Linked DNA regions of Homo sapiens: regions 1 and 3 are each linked to region 2. The links are chromatin contacts, found by Hi-C or POLR2A ChIA-PET in ENCODE. All regions are on one chromosome and are shown on one strand. Each heading gives the region's core, a stretch centred on a gene start or an enhancer-like site at or near the end of the contact. The rest is flanking DNA. Distances are from core to core; before and after follow the strand shown. Region 1 holds the start of NOC2L (NOC2 like nucleolar associated transcriptional repressor). Region 2 holds the start of MIB2 (MIB E3 ubiquitin protein ligase 2). Region 3 overlaps LOC100288175 (a long non-coding RNA gene).

Region 1 (4,792 bases), core at 527-3,026, 660 kb after region 2:
CTCAGCTCCTCCGCGTCCCTAGCCGCCCTCTCGGGACCGCAGCGGGAGTCGCGTCCTGGGCGCGCGGGGCGCGGGTGGGGAACCTACTCCGGGCCGACCCCGCTCCGCACCTGAGTCCCGACCTCCCCCGGCCCTCGGAAGCGGCCCCCGCCCCTTCTGCGAGCGGACGCGAGGGCGGGGGCCGCGCAGGTCCCGAGGCCGCCCCCCGCGCCCCGACCCCCGCCCACTCACGCCGGCGGCTGCGGCGGTGGAGGCGGCGGCGCCTCGGGCCCGGGCCCCGGGCTGCCGTGCTCCGGGCTCTGCGTCCTGCCGGCCGGGCGCTCGCTGCGGGGCTGCATTCGGCTGCCGGACCCACCGCCGATTCGCGGAGGACCCGCGGGCTTAACGGACGCGGAGACTGCCGGAGGGCTGCTCGGCGGTGGCGGCCCGCTCTGTGTCGCTCACTCCCGCCGCTCCCGCCCGCAGCCGCTGTTTCTCGGCGCCGCCCGCCCCGCCTCCCGAGAGGCTTCGGGGACTAGACGTTGGACGCGGATTCTTCCAGCGCTGCGCCCCGGGTCCGCCTCCTCCTCCGAGAAGCACCCCCAGACCCCGCCATCCTCCTCCTCCGGGAAGCCCCCCACCAGGCCTCGCCCTCCTCCTCCTCCGAGAAGCCCCCCTAGGCCTCGCCATCTTCCTTCTCCGAGAAGCCCCCCAGGCCCCGCCATCCTCCTCCTCTGGGAAGCCCCCGGCCTAGCCCTCCTCCTCCTCCTCCTCCGGGAAGCCCCCCTAGGTCTCGCCTTCCTTCTTCCCCGGGAAGCCCCCCACAGGCCTCGCCCTCCTGTTTCTCCGAAGAGCCCTCCTAAGCCTCGCCCTCCTCCTCCTCCAAGGAGCCCCCCTAAGCCTCGCCCTCTTCCTCCTCCGAGGAGCCCCCCAGGCCTCGCCCTCCTCCTCCCCCGGAAGCCATCCCCGCTCCCCCGACCCCCTAACTTGCTCTCCTCCGGGGAGCCCCGGGGCCCCGCGGCACCAAGAAGTCGAATGGGACCCCGAGGCCAATCCGCCCGTGTTCGCCTCACGCGCCCCCTCAGCGCCAGGGCTGGGGGAGCCGTGCCTGCGCCCCGCGGCGCCCTTGTCGCGGGGTCTGGCTGTCCAGGCCCGGGGGCCCGGGTGTCAGGCTGGTAGCGGGAAGGAAGGCGCCGGCCTCCCCACCGTCTTCGTCCCGTGCGGCGTCCCCGGGAAGAGCCGCGGTCGGCACCCAGAGGGCCATGGACGGGGAGCGCCCTGCGTGGTGTTCGTGGCGCTGGCCCGGTCTCCGCGGATCGGAGGCGAAGCCAGCCTGGCCCTCGGGTCGCCCGTCTTTTGTCGAGCTGGCGACATCAGTGCGGTTCCCACTGCCCCTCGCGTTTTCCACTGGACTCCCTGCTTTTTATTGTTGATTTGTGGGAGCTCTTTGCATAGGAGCCCCGCCGTTGCAGTCTGGCGTCCTCGCAGGCGCGTGCCTTCGGAGCGCCGGGTGGGCTGCGGGCGCGGCGGGACTCCCGGTCTTCCCCGGGGCGGACACCGGCGTCACCGCGTCCTACGGAGCCGGGCGCCGAGCGGGAGGCGCATCTGGGCCCCACCGGGGCTGCCCGCACCGAGCACGCGAACGCGCCCTCCCGCCCTGAGGCCGCCGGCGTTGCGGTCGGAGAACCATAGAGCCACTCGGCTGGGCGTGGCGCGGCGGGGCGGGGAAAGGGGCGGGGCCTGGGCGGCGGAAGTGCGCAGCCGCGCGGCATTCTGGGGCCGGAAGTGGGGTGCACGCTTCGGGTTGGTGTCATGGCAGCTGCGGGGAGCCGCAAGAGGTAAGCCGCGGGTCCGAGGGCCGATTTGGCCTCCCGGTGGGTGTCTGTATCCAAGGGGGCTTTTCTTGCTCCTCTCAGCGGGGCTGGGGCGAGCTGGGCGTGCGGGCAGCTGTGACTCCTGCGTGACCCGCAGGCGCCTGGCGGAGCTGACGGTGGACGAGTTCCTAGCTTCGGGCTTTGACTCCGAGTCCGAATCCGAGTCCGAAAATTCTCCACAAGCGGAGACACGGGAAGCACGCGAGGCTGCCCGGAGTCCGGATAAGCCGGGCGGGAGCCCCTCGGCCAGGTTAGTGGGGACATGCGTGAGCAGAACCTCTTGCTCGTCCTGTCCCACCCCGGTTGGGTTGCTGACCTCGCCTGGGGTCTCAGGGCCAAGGCCTAAGGATCGCCGACCTCTGCCCCCCAGTCCTTTCAGCTTAACTTACTCTTTCATCCGATGTTTACTGAGCTCCTGTTCCGTGCCAAACTCTGTCCTAGGCAGGGAGCGTATGTTGGTGAGTTGTGCAAAAATCTCTTCCCGATCTAGGAGAACTCTCACGTTCTTGGGTGAAATCACCGCCTGCAGTTCGGTAGAAGAGAGATAAGTGCTGGGGAGGGAAAGGAAGGACAGAGGGGCTGAAGAGAGAGTTGCAGGGGAGCCGAGTTGCTCTGTTAGAAGGAGCGGAGGCTGTGCTCGGTGGCTCACGCCTGTAATGCCAGCACTTTGGGAGGCCGAGGCGGGCAGATTACCTGAGGTCAGGAATTCGAGACCAGCCTGACCAACACGGAAAAATCATGTCTCTACTAAAAATATAAAAATTAGCCGGGCGTGGTGGGCACCTGTAATCCCAACTACTCGGGAGGCTGAGGCAGGAGAATCGCTTGAACTTGGGAGGCGGAGGTTGCAGTGAGCCGAGATGGCACCATTGCATTCCAGCCTGGGTGAGAGAGTGAGACTCCATCTCAAAAAGAAAAAGAAAGAAATCAAAAGATACAAAAATTAGCCTGGCGTGGTGACACACACCTGTCGTCCCAGCTACTCGGGAGGCTGAGGCAGGAGAATCGCTTGAACCCGGGAGGCGGAGGTTGCGGTGAGTGGAGATTGCGCCACTGCACTCCAGCCTGGGCGACAGAGTGAGATTCCGCCTCAGGAGAAAAAAAAAAAAAAAAAAAAGCGGAGGTGGTTGTTTGAGAAGATGACGTCTGAATAAAGACCTCGAACAAGGAGGCCACACAGACAGTAGGGGAAACGTGTCTTAGGATTTCAGGCAGCAGAAAACAGCAAAAGCCTTGCAGTGGGAGCATTTGGGGAGAGTACAGAGGTAAACGTGGCTACGGCAGGAGTGAGGGGGTGAATAGGGGTAGATGAGCCCAGAAGGGTGATGAAGAGCCAGGTGCCGTAGACCGTCATAAGATTGCCTCGTAAAACAGGGAGTTACTTCTGGGTTTGAGCGGTGGAGTGCCTTGTAGGTGACAAGGGTGGAAACAGAGAGACCTTTAGGTTAACTGAGAATTGAACTATGTGGTGGTTTGAGAGGAGGCACGAACGGTTTTGAAGGTGTTGCTGATGAGATCTGATGACAAGTTGCGTGCTGGGTATTAGAGACAGAGATTTGCCTTTAGTCTGAGCCTCTGGAAGGGTGAAGCCACCATCAGGCAAAAGTAGCGCAGGGCACAGGCACAGCAAGTCCAGGGAAGACCGCGGCTGGGGGCCTGTGTAGCGCAGGGCGCAGGCACAGCAAGTCCAGGGAAGACCGCGGCTGGGGGGCCTGTGTAGTGTGTTTGAGGGTATGTTGTAGAGGTTGTTGGGTAGGAGACGTGAGTCTGCCAAAAACGTACCTCCTGGCAATCCTGTCTTGCTAGTTGGTAACCCTTGTGAAGGGAGTAGACTGACCCTGTAGGCCACTCCCCGCCCCCTCTACTTCCACTTCCCACTGGGGTCGCTGACTTCTGCCTCCTCAGCCGGCGTAAAGGCCGTGCCTCTGAGCACAAAGACCAGCTCTCTCGGCTGAAGGACAGAGACCCCGAGTTCTACAAGTTCCTGCAGGAGAATGACCAGAGCCTGCTAAACTTCAGCGACTCGGACAGCTCTGAGGAGGAAGAGGGGCCGTTCCACTCCCTGCCAGATGTGCTGGAGGTGAGGGCGTGGGCCAAACCAGAAGGGGGGCACTTGTCTCTACACTCTCCTTCAGCTCAGCCTTTCTGTGCAGGAAGCCAGTGAGGAGGAGGATGGAGCGGAGGAAGGAGAAGATGGGGACAGAGTCCCCAGAGGGCTGAAGGGGAAGAAGAATTCTGTTCCTGTGACCGTCGCCATGGTTGAGAGATGGAAGCAGGCAGCAAAGGTGAGCAGCAGCCAGGGGCGGGCAGCTGGGTGCCCAGGCAGAAATCTGGCCTTGCCTCACCTGAGGTGAGCAGCAGCGAGGGGCGGGCAGCTGGGTGCCCAGGCAGAGATCTGGCCTTGCCTCACCTGAGGCGCCTGAGGCTGTGCTGGTGGGAGGGGCTGTTCTCCACGCAGGGGACGCTTGGAGCCTTCTTCAGCGCAAGTGACAACACGTTGCTCCTCCTGCTTGCTTGGTTGCCCCAGGACTGTGTGTTCACTTTTGGGTAGATTCCAGGGGCTCTGTTGGCGCCCCACTCCCCAAAGTCAGTCCCGCTGTGGGTGGGACGGACTGTGCCTTTGTTGGTTGGTGGAGCTGGGGTCCTTCTGAGCCTCTCACAGTGTTTTTTTCCAGGGACAAGGATACGGAGAGCTCCAGATACCACCTGGAGGTGGCCATAGTCCAGGATCTGGAACTCCCAGTCCTTTTCCTGGGGCTCCTGAGCCAGACTCCCTCCTCTTCCCAGAGAATTCTAGACTTTGTTTCCATTTTTGTTATCAGTATGGGGCTCTGTGCCTCCCCCCAACCTCTGCCCTATGTCTGAGGGTGAGGGTGAGGGTGCCTTTCTCTGGGGCTGCCGTTTCCACTCTGCCAAGTGCAGTCTCAGCTCCCCTGACG
Region 2 (4,702 bases), core at 1,965-4,464:
GCAGCCTGCCCATGTCAGAGGGAAGCTTGTGGACAAAAGGGCTCATCCCTTGGGCTTCCCTGACCATCCTGTCCTCCTGGGGCCATGGGACAGGTTCTGGGCTGGGTCTGGGTCAAGCTGACCCCGAGGGTACTGGCCACAGGACCCATCCCCTGGGCAGGCCTGGGAGCAGGTGATGTGGGGCTGGCGCTTGGCACACCCGCTGCAGACCTCAGGTGAGGACTTCCTGGAGGCAGGTGAGGAACACCAGATTAGGGGTAGGAGTGGGGTGGGCAGCCTGGAAATCAAGCCCTCTAGGACAGATGTTCCCCCAAGGGCCCCTCACTCCCTCTGCCTCCACCCTGGACCTGTCCAGCATCCATTCCTTCCTGGAGAGCAGGAGGCCTCTGGGTTGCCCCCTCCTATTTTTCTGTTCTACACCCACAAGGCTCCAGGTGCAGAGGAGGGGACCCGTGGGACCTGATCACCCTGATCACCTGCCCACAGCGGGTGAGCTCTGGGCCAGAGGCTGCTATGGGAAGTGCAGATGTCCAAGGCTAGCCCTGCCCTCACACCAACCTGGCCAAGGTTTCCCAGAAAGACAAACCAGAGACAGCCACAGCCACAGCCCAGCACTGGTGGAGGGGCTCCAGGGAGCAGACCAGCAGACCAGAGCTGTGGCCACGCAGCCCCTGGTGTACATCGTGGCGTACATGGCTGTGGCCACTCCTGCTCCTCCTCTTGGAAACATACAGCCCAGGCTTCCGCTTCAGGATGCTGCCCCACAATGGGTATCTTCATCTCAGTCAGAAATTTACTCAGAGAGTTACCAAATGTTTTTTCCTTTGCCAGAAATGCTAGACTTTGCCATCTACCCACAGTTCACAGGCTGTGCCCCTGGCTGGCATCTGAACCCCGCTGCAGGCAACTGCTCCCGATGTTTAAAATGATGGAGGCAGTCAGGGTGTGAAGACTCGGGCGACAGATCGACAGATGTGCTTTGGCAAATCGGAACTTACCTCAGAGCACACACCAGCCTCGAGGCAGCGTCCCAGGCATTTAATTGCTACTTCCTGGGTCACAGATTCGCTCGGCTACCAGGCTTTCCTGTTGGAAGCTAAAGCCACTGGAGACACAACACAGCAAACCAGACGGGCAGCCAGCAAGCCAGGCTGGAGAAAATGGTTTCTAAAGGCAGTGTCACACATTTAGCATTTACCGTCTTAACCACGCAAGCAGACACCGGGTCTGTTCTATTGCTGCTTAGTTTCTCTTTTTCACAAGAAACTGCAAGCTCTCAGAGGGCAGGAGGACTTCCGAACCATCAGTCAGGAGAGTGTAGGAGGAGAGAGTTCCCTTATTGCAAGTATTTTATCGGAGAAGCTTTAAAAGCCATAGAAACCAAATCCTATTTAGCGAGAAAGTTAGCAAATTGCCTTTATTCAGAAGAAGCAAGTTACATGGAACTGGACATGAGGCTGCCCTCCTCCTTGCACCTCCAGCTGTGCCTAATGACACCGAAATGCCGCTGTGTGTGGCACGCCACAGGCCATGGAGTAGCTCCAGCTAACGCAGATGGACATCCCAGGTGCCCCAGGGAGATCAGGCCCACGGAGTGGGATGAAGCCCTGAGGCGGGGAGGCCAGCATGGAGACACCTGCTGAGGGAAAGCCCACGAGCGCTGCGGCCACCTCCAATCCTGCCCATCTGGGTGGAGACCTACAGGCACCCTGCAGGCTGGGGTGTCATCCCACTCACCGCCCAGGGCTGCCCTCGGCCAGGAGAGCGCCACATTCAGACACTTGTTGCATGTGAGGCAACAGGCCAGGGTGGAACCGGACAAAGGGGGCCTCCCGGGAAGGGCCAGGCTTGCCGGCGCTCCTGCGCTGCGGCCGCTCTGCCCCAATCCTGCAGGTGCCTATCAGAGGCCTGTCTGGCACCTCTGCTTTCTTCCTCCATGGGTTCCGAACTCAGAGAGGAGACGCGGGATTACTCACCACTCCCCTCCACTCGCATGCATGCTCAGACACAAACACAGCCTCTCTGACGTGGCTTCCACGGAGCCCCAAAGTGGGAGAGCCAAGTGCAAACTATCAGGCCGCGGACGATCAAGAGCTCACCTGTCCGGCCGTCCAGTCGCCCGCCGGGCCGCCTTGAGGCTCCTGGGCTGCAGCCCTGATGCCTGGAAACTTTGGGACTGGCCTCTAGCCTCGCTGGGCTTCCAACCCTGTGGCCGAGGGGAGATGCCAAGATGCACAGTTAGCACCTCGACCCGCGGCTCGGTCGCCTGTCTGCCCCCGGGGCTGCCCGCCGGCTCCAGGTCCACTCGGGCCCACGGCCGCGACACTCAGGGCCGCCGCCTGCCCGGATGGGCTCCCTGGGGTCTGAGCGCGCAGGAGCCGCCAGCGCCGGGCCCGTAATTGCGTGCGCCCGGGGTCTGGCGGCCGCGGCTCGCAGACGTCAGGAGGCTCCGGGACGCGCACGGGCGCCGGCGCAGGGGAACGGGCGGGCCAGGGGCGGGCACGGCGGGCACCCCCACCCGGAGCGCGCCCCGCCCCCTGTCATTCGTGCCCGTGGCTCGCGGAGGCCGCCCGGCCCTGTCCGCTGCCAGACCTTGCCAGGGCCGCGCAGTACCTGCCGACCCCAACTTGCCCGGACGTTTCCGTCCCGCCCGCTCCGCTCGGGGGCGCGGGACCGCCGGCCAGTCCGTCTGTCGGTCTGTCCCGGCGTTCGAGGCCACCCACCGGCCCCGACTGCTCAGCGGCGGCCAGGCCAGGCCAGAGCGCCTGCCGCGCGCCGCAGCCCACCCGGCCCGGACGACGACCCCAGCGCCGACCCCAGCGCCGCTGGCCCCGGGCCGCGCGAGGCCTGCCGGGAGCTGGAGTCCCGCGCGGGTGGCCGGACCACAACTCCCAGGAGGCCCCGCGGCGGCGCTGCGCGCGCAGCCCCAGCCCATCCCGTGCGGACCCTACGCCGAGTCCAGCCCGGGGCTGCTGGGCCAGCGGGAGCGGGAACCGGACGGCGCTCGCGTTCTGCCAGAGCGGAGAACGACTCGGGGACGGTGCGGAGGACCAGGGGAGGAGATCCGCGCCCGCACGCACCATCAGCCGAGAGGACGGCCCGCATCGCGCCAGTGACCTAGGAGCGACTCGGGGACGGCTTCGGGCTCCCAGGCCCTCCTGGGCCACCGGGCACTGAGGAGAGCGGCGGCTGGAAACTGTGGGACCCGAAGGGCGGGAGCCCAGGGCCCGCCCCCGCCGGAGCGCCCCCGCCATGGCCACGCCCCCGCCACGGGGATGGGCAGGGCAAGCACCGGAAGTGCGTCACGCGGGAGCGTCTGCGTCGCCTACCCTGCGTGGCGCAGCTAGGTTCCGAGCGGCTTAGCCTCCGGGCGCCTGCGCAGTGGCGGTCCTAGAGACGCACTCGGTTGCCATAGAGACGGGGGCTTGGGAGCGACGTCGCGCTCGCTGGCACTGGCGGCACTTGCCGCGCCGCAGCCACCTCTTTCCGACTCCACCAGTGCGGGCCCTATCCGGGGTTTTGAGTCACGCAGACCTGGACACAGCGAGAAACGGCAGTCCGGGCCCGTCCTCCCGCCCCGGGTTCTGCACCCCAGAGTTGGACGCTTGCTTCTCGCTTTCTCCTGAGAGAAGTCTCCGCGTTTCTGAACAATGCACTGCTAGTTTCTCATTTCTTTCTTTCTTTCTTTTTTTTTTTTTGGAGACGGAGCCTCGCCCTGTCGCCCAGGCTGGAGTGCAATGGCGCGATCTCGGCTCATTGCAACCTCCGCCTCCAGGGCTTAAACTATTCTCTTGCTTCAGCCTCCCGAGCAGCTGGGACTACAGGCATGCGCTACCACGCACAGCTAATTTTTGCATTTTTAGTCAAGACGGGGTTTCACCATTTTGGCCAGGCTGATTTCGAACTCCTGACCTCGTGATCTGCCCTCCTAGGGCTCCCAACGTGCTGGGATTATAGGCGTGAGCCACCGCGCCCGGCCTCTCATTTCTTAATTGTAGACATTGCGTACTTCCGGAGAAGGTCCCTGAGAACCTGGCTGATCTTCCCCGCTGCACCCCTCACGTGGTCCTGTTAGCTCCCAAACTGTCAACCTGAAAGGAAACCCAGAGGCAGGCTCTCCAGGACAAGTGAGTTAATCTGGGAATCGCAGGGGGTTGCAGCCTAGGCTGTTCGTGCCATGACAGATCATAGGCCTATCTGAGAGGGCCGGGCGAAGGGGAAAATACAGATGAGCTCACAAAAGTTGTTTTGTAACAAAAACCACTGGCTGTGGGCGCTTGCTGCAGGAGTGGGCGTTAGCTTGTTGTTGGAGAGAGCCTTACCAGGCCGACGTCCTTGTGCAAGCTGCTTATCTAGAATACTGCAGTCCTGAGGAATTTCCCTGCAGTAAGTCCGGTTACAGGCAAACGTGCAGGACGTGCAGGAGCGTCTTGTGAGGAGGCCTGCTGCAGGTATTCCTGCATGAGAGCTCCCCCTTCGTGGCCTCCCGACTCCATTTGTTTAGGGATTGGTGGAAGTAGTTCCATTTTGGTACCTGCAACTTTCACAGCTGTCGTGATGAAATCAGGCTTAGCTCTTCATGATTGAGTACCTGCTGTTCACTGCTACAGTATAAAACCATGCCACAATTCCTGTACAATCTTTTTTTTTCTTTTGAGTTAATAATTACCTAATATTTTCACATATCTAGCTTTTTACTAAC
Region 3 (4,405 bases), core at 1,906-4,405, 550 kb after region 2:
CCATGCAAATGCTATGCAAATGATATGCAAACGACACACAAATATTATGCAAAGAGCCCTGGTGGCTTAAACACACTCCTCACTCCAGGCCAGCAAGGGGCTGAGGACCAATGCCCGTCCAGCCTCTCTGAGGACCCCTTGGAGACTGCCGCCCACCCCTCCCTTGGGGACCCTGGTTCTTCCTGAGCCCCCCAGGAGCAATGGGCCCAGGCCCCGCCTCCCGCACACACCCACCCTGATGTAGTCGGCTCCGGGCCCGCTGTCATCCTCGTTGAGCAGGATGACTCAAGGGTAGCATCAACTGGGAAGGGAGGTGCCGCTCAGTTCTCCAGGGCACAGCTCGTGGGCCTCACCCTGCCTCTTTGCCCGCAGACCCTGTGGTGAGCAGAGATGGAGGGTCCAGGGTATGCAAGGGGGAGCCTCAGGTCAGCGGTGGCAGATGCTCGGCCTGCCCCCCACCTCCCCCAGGCCCGACGGGTGACGCCCTGGCCTCCGCCCTCACAGGGAAGGATGTTCTTGTAGTGATTCTTGGGCTTGTTCTCCACACTCTGCCCCTCCTTCCGAGGGTACAGGAACCGGCATTCCTGCTGCTGCAGCATCTGGAGGTGATGGAGCCTTCAGCTCACAGCCCCGGCCCCTTCCCAGAGCCCGAGATGGCCACCCCCAGCCCGTCCCGTGTGGGCGGAAGAGTACCTAGGTGCCGAGGCAAGAGACTGAAGGCACAAACTGTTTCAGTATAATAAAGAAAATAGAATAAGAATAGTCATAATACAAATTAGATACAGCGATGATCATGAACAATTATCCATCATTATTATAAACATTATTAATCATTAGCTTTTAATATTACTCTGTTGCATTAATAATATAACCTAGGAATAACCGGCAGGTATAGGGTCAGGTGCTGAAGGGACATTGTGAGAAGTGAATAGAAGGCAAGAGGGGAGCCTTCTGTCATGCCCGCATAAGGGCCGCTTGAGGGCCCCTTGGTCAAGCGGTAACGCCAGTGTCTGGGAAGGCACCCGTTACTGAGCAGACCGGGAAAGGGAGTCTCCTTTCCTTGGAGGAGTCAGGGAACGCTCTGCTCCACCAGCTTCTTGTGGGAGGCTGGATGTTACCCAGGCCTGCCTGCAGTCATCCGGAGGCCTGAACCCCTCCCTGTGGTGCTTCAATGGTCACGTTCCTTGTCCACTTTCATGCTCCTTCCGTACTCCTGGTTCCTCTTTGAAGTTCGTAGTAGATAGCGGTAGAAGAAATAGTGAAAGTCTTAAAGTCTTTGATCTTATAAGTTCATAGAAGAAAACGCTGATGCCTGCCGCCTTCTCTCTCTGCTTCAGCTACCTAAGAGGGAAGGGCCCGCTGTCCTGTGATCACGTGACTTGCTTCACCTTGTCAATCACTTAGAAGACTGACCCTCCTTATCCTGCCCCCTTGTCTTGTATGCAATAAATATCAGCGAGCCCAGCCGTTCAGGGCCACTACCGGTCTCCGTGTCTTTGTGGTAGTGGTCCCCGGGGCCCAGCTGTTTTCTCTTTATCTCTTTGTCTTGTGTCTTTATTTATTACAATCTCTCATCTCCACACACGGGGAGAACACCTGCTAAGCTCCGTAGGGCTGGACCCTACAGTCCCAGACCCTGCGCTCCCATCGGGCACTTGCCCCAGCCCCAGGGGACAGAGTCTGAAGGTGACAGCGGTCAGGATGCACCTTGAACTCCACCCAGAAGCCCTGCCTGGCCTTCCCGCTGGCATCAGTGGCCCTGCTACTCCTGCACACAGCCCTCCAGGCTCCGAGCACTGATCCTCGTGGCCTTGAGGGGCTGCCAGGGAGAGACCTGCATCTAAGCTTAGGGCCCCCCAGACCCCACCACACCCCCCCAGGGCCCCGCAGACCCCACCACACCCCCCGAGGGCACCGCAGACCCCACCACACCCCCCCAGGGCCCCGCAGACCCCACCACAACACCCCCAGGGCCCCGCAGACCCCACCCCCCCCAGGGCCCCGCAGACCCCACCACACCCCCCCAGGGCCCCGCAGACCCCACCACACCCCCCCAGGGCCCCGCAGACCACACCACACCCCCCCAGGGCCCCGCAGACCCCACCACACCCCCCCAGGGCCCCGCAGACCACACCACACCCCCCCAGGGCCCCGCAGACCCCACCACACCCCCCCAGGGCCCCGCAGACCCCACCACACCCCCCCAGGGCCCCGCAGACCCCACCACACCCCCCCAGGGCCCCGCAGACCACACCACACCCCCCCAGGGCCCCGCAGACCCCACCACACCCCCCCAGGGCCCCGCAGACCACACCACACCCCTCCCACCGAGGGCAGCTGCCCCGGGCCCCGCACCCCCGCACCTGGCCACCCTGCCCCGGGCCCCGCACCCTCGTCGGGTCATGGAGGTCGCCATGTGCCAGGAGGACACACGGAGGGGCTGGTAGGTTTTCCTTCCCGTGGCCATTCAGGCGCCTGGGGTCTCCCTGGCAGGGGGTCTTCCCTGAGCCCAGTGGACCCCCAGCTGCTTTCCTGGGTGAGGCTGTGCCCACGGCCCTGGTGCCTGTGGAGGGGCTTTTACCTGCTTGAGGTGCACAACCGCCCCCACCTTCCCCATCAATGGGCTCTTCCTGCTACACCGGGTCTCCGAGGGTGTCAAAACGCTCCCCGTCTCCCACTTCTCATCCGGCCGTGGGGGTGGCGGTGAGGGGCCTGGCCAAGGCCGCCCGCCCTTCCCAGAGGCCGCCCCAGCTCGCCGCCCCCTCCCACCTGGGAGTGAGTCATGATGTGCGTGACCTGTGGCTGGCGGCCTGAGCCCTGCGCCTCGTCCCACCCTTGCGTCAGCGCTGACAGCGGGAAGCCCCCAGGATCGCTCTGACTCATGTGCACCAGGAAGCTGCCCGGATGCCCCTTCTGCAGCAGCAGCTTCTCAGCCTCCTTGCCAGACAGGCGCCCGTGGTACCACCTGGGCCAGGCACAGGCGAGCACAGGTGAGGCTGGAGGCCACGGCCTGGCCAGGTGAGGGGGAGAGACCCACACGGATAGGGCAGAAGGCTTAGCGAGACATACGCAGACCTTGGGGGTCCAGGCAGCACCACCACCCGGGCCCCAGAGCTGCTCTGCTCGCCTTTCTGGCCCTCGCCCCACCCAGGAGCCGGCAGGAGGCAGGCGGGCGCTGCAGGGGCGGGCGGCCACCAGGTGGCGGCCTGGTCCTCAGCAAGGAGGGGCCAGGGGCCTCCCCAGACCAGGTCTCCTTCTCTGCAGATGCAGCCCGCTGCAGTGGGGAAACTGAGGCTGGAGGAACCAGCTCAGCCCAGGGTACCAGCCAGGAGGGCAGGGATGGGGCCAGGGGAGGCACCGGCTTCCCTGAGTCACCCTGGACTCCAGTGCCTGAGACCTGAAGGAAGGAGGCCTGAGGGAGGCAGGTGCAGGACCCTGTGCCCTGAACCAGTGCTTAGCAGACGCCGTCCCTCAGGATGCAGGCACACGCACACACACACACACACACATGCACACGCACACACATGAACACACATGGACACGCGAACACACACATGCACACGTACACACGTGTGCTGACACGCGGATGCTGGGCCAGGGCTCACCACTCCAACGCGGGGTCCTGGCAGCCCAGCGGGTACCAGAGCTCAATGGGAACCCCGCTGCACTCCCCAGCTGCACCCCCAGGCTCTGGCAACACGGTCGCAGCCACGGAGGCCCTGCCTGTCCCCAGGGCCCTCACAGGGGAGGAAAGGGTCCTGCTGAGCCCCTGACTCAATGAGCCCTCCCCAAGGGCCTCTCTAAATAGTTCCTTCCTGCCCAGAGACCGCCCAGCACCACGTCCAACTCTCACCACCTTCCCAGGGCATCGGCCCCCCGCACCAAGTCCTCGTGTCCAGGAAGCTGCCCACCGGTCCTCCAGGAGGCCTTCAACCAGACCCTGTCCATGCCCAGCCAGGGCCCACCCACCTGACGGACAGCGTGAAGCCCCCCGGGCTGCTCTCACTGGGCCTGGCAAGGAAGTCCCCACGCTGACCTCTGGATAGGAACAGCTTCTCCGCCTCCACCCTGCTGATGTTGGGGTGAAACCACCTGGAGTGGGGAGAGCAGGTCAGTGCCCAGAGGAGGAATCTGGCCCCACACAAACCTCCCTCATTGTTTCCACGGTAACACCCACGATGGTGGCTTGAGGCCACTGTGCTCGAAGCCGGGAATGGCCACTGGCCAGGGGCTGTGGGGTCCCAGGGACACAGAGGGGCTGGAATTCTCCCCCAAGTGGCAGGGCCTGGGGCCACTGGGGCTCCCTCCTTCTCCACACGCCCCCGAGGCTGTCAGCAGCCCCGTCCACTCCACCCCTCCCAGCCTCCACGGCCAGGATCTCGGACTTCCAGCCTCCAGAGCTGAG

What was found. A loop is a pair of places that touch in the nucleus more often than their neighbours do. ChIA-PET counts read pairs that join two places held with the same protein, here RNA polymerase II (POLR2A). Pooled maps may share reads with other maps.
Region 1: a loop to region 2 is called in a pooled map, with 6 times the contacts of the local background. The contact joins the promoter of NOC2L here to the promoter of MIB2 in region 2. A Hi-C loop is called at or near these places in 4 of 50 pooled maps. POLR2A ChIA-PET finds 5 or more read pairs at or near these places in 2 of 52 experiments (GM12878 and naive thymus-derived CD4-positive, alpha-beta T cell).
Region 3: a loop to region 2 is called in a map of PC-3, with 6 times the contacts of the local background. The contact joins the enhancer-like site here to the promoter of MIB2 in region 2. A Hi-C loop is called at or near these places in 1 of 168 maps with a recorded cell type or tissue (PC-3) and 5 of 50 pooled maps. POLR2A ChIA-PET finds 5 or more read pairs at or near these places in 2 of 52 experiments (K562 and activated naive CD8-positive, alpha-beta T cell).

The regions. Positions count from the first base shown.
Region 1 is chr1:956,240-961,031 of GRCh38, reverse strand. It overlaps NOC2L (NOC2 like nucleolar associated transcriptional repressor), which reads left to right and starts at 1,776. Exons shown (of 19, transcript NM_015658.4): 1 at 1,776-1,817; 2 at 1,951-2,103; 3 at 3,759-3,933; 4 at 4,007-4,138. The coding sequence starts at 1,792. KLHL17 (kelch like family member 17) reads right to left here and starts at 448. Exons shown (of 12, transcript NM_198317.3): 1 at 232-448. The coding sequence starts at 338. RefSeq lists silencers at 1-224, 245-554, 1,513-1,772 and enhancers at 1,883-1,992, 1,651-2,508.
Region 2 is chr1:1,614,012-1,618,713 of GRCh38, reverse strand. MIB2 (MIB E3 ubiquitin protein ligase 2) reads right to left here and starts at 3,214. Exons shown (of 20, transcript NM_001170687.4): 1 at 3,081-3,214; 2 at 2,100-2,206. RefSeq lists silencers at 2,280-2,369, 2,400-3,449 and an enhancer at 3,550-3,719.
Region 3 is chr1:1,062,766-1,067,170 of GRCh38, reverse strand. It overlaps LOC100288175 (a long non-coding RNA gene), which reads right to left. Exons shown (of 4, transcript NR_148960.1): 3 at 3,970-4,092; 4 at 718-1,341. LOC105378948 (a long non-coding RNA gene) reads left to right here. Exons shown (of 5, transcript NR_168433.1): 3 at 373-425; 4 at 573-705; 5 at 1,338-1,536. Among named protein-coding and RNA genes, the nearest start is that of RNF223, 9.3 kb to the left of the region's middle. RefSeq lists enhancers at 1,194-1,694, 1,695-2,195, 2,672-3,031 and a silencer at 3,122-3,291. Within about 2 kb of position 3,155, at least 5 of the 41 ENCODE cell types and tissues checked have a DNase peak (open chromatin) inside an H3K27ac peak, as active enhancers do; they include PC-3, where a contact is called at or near this core.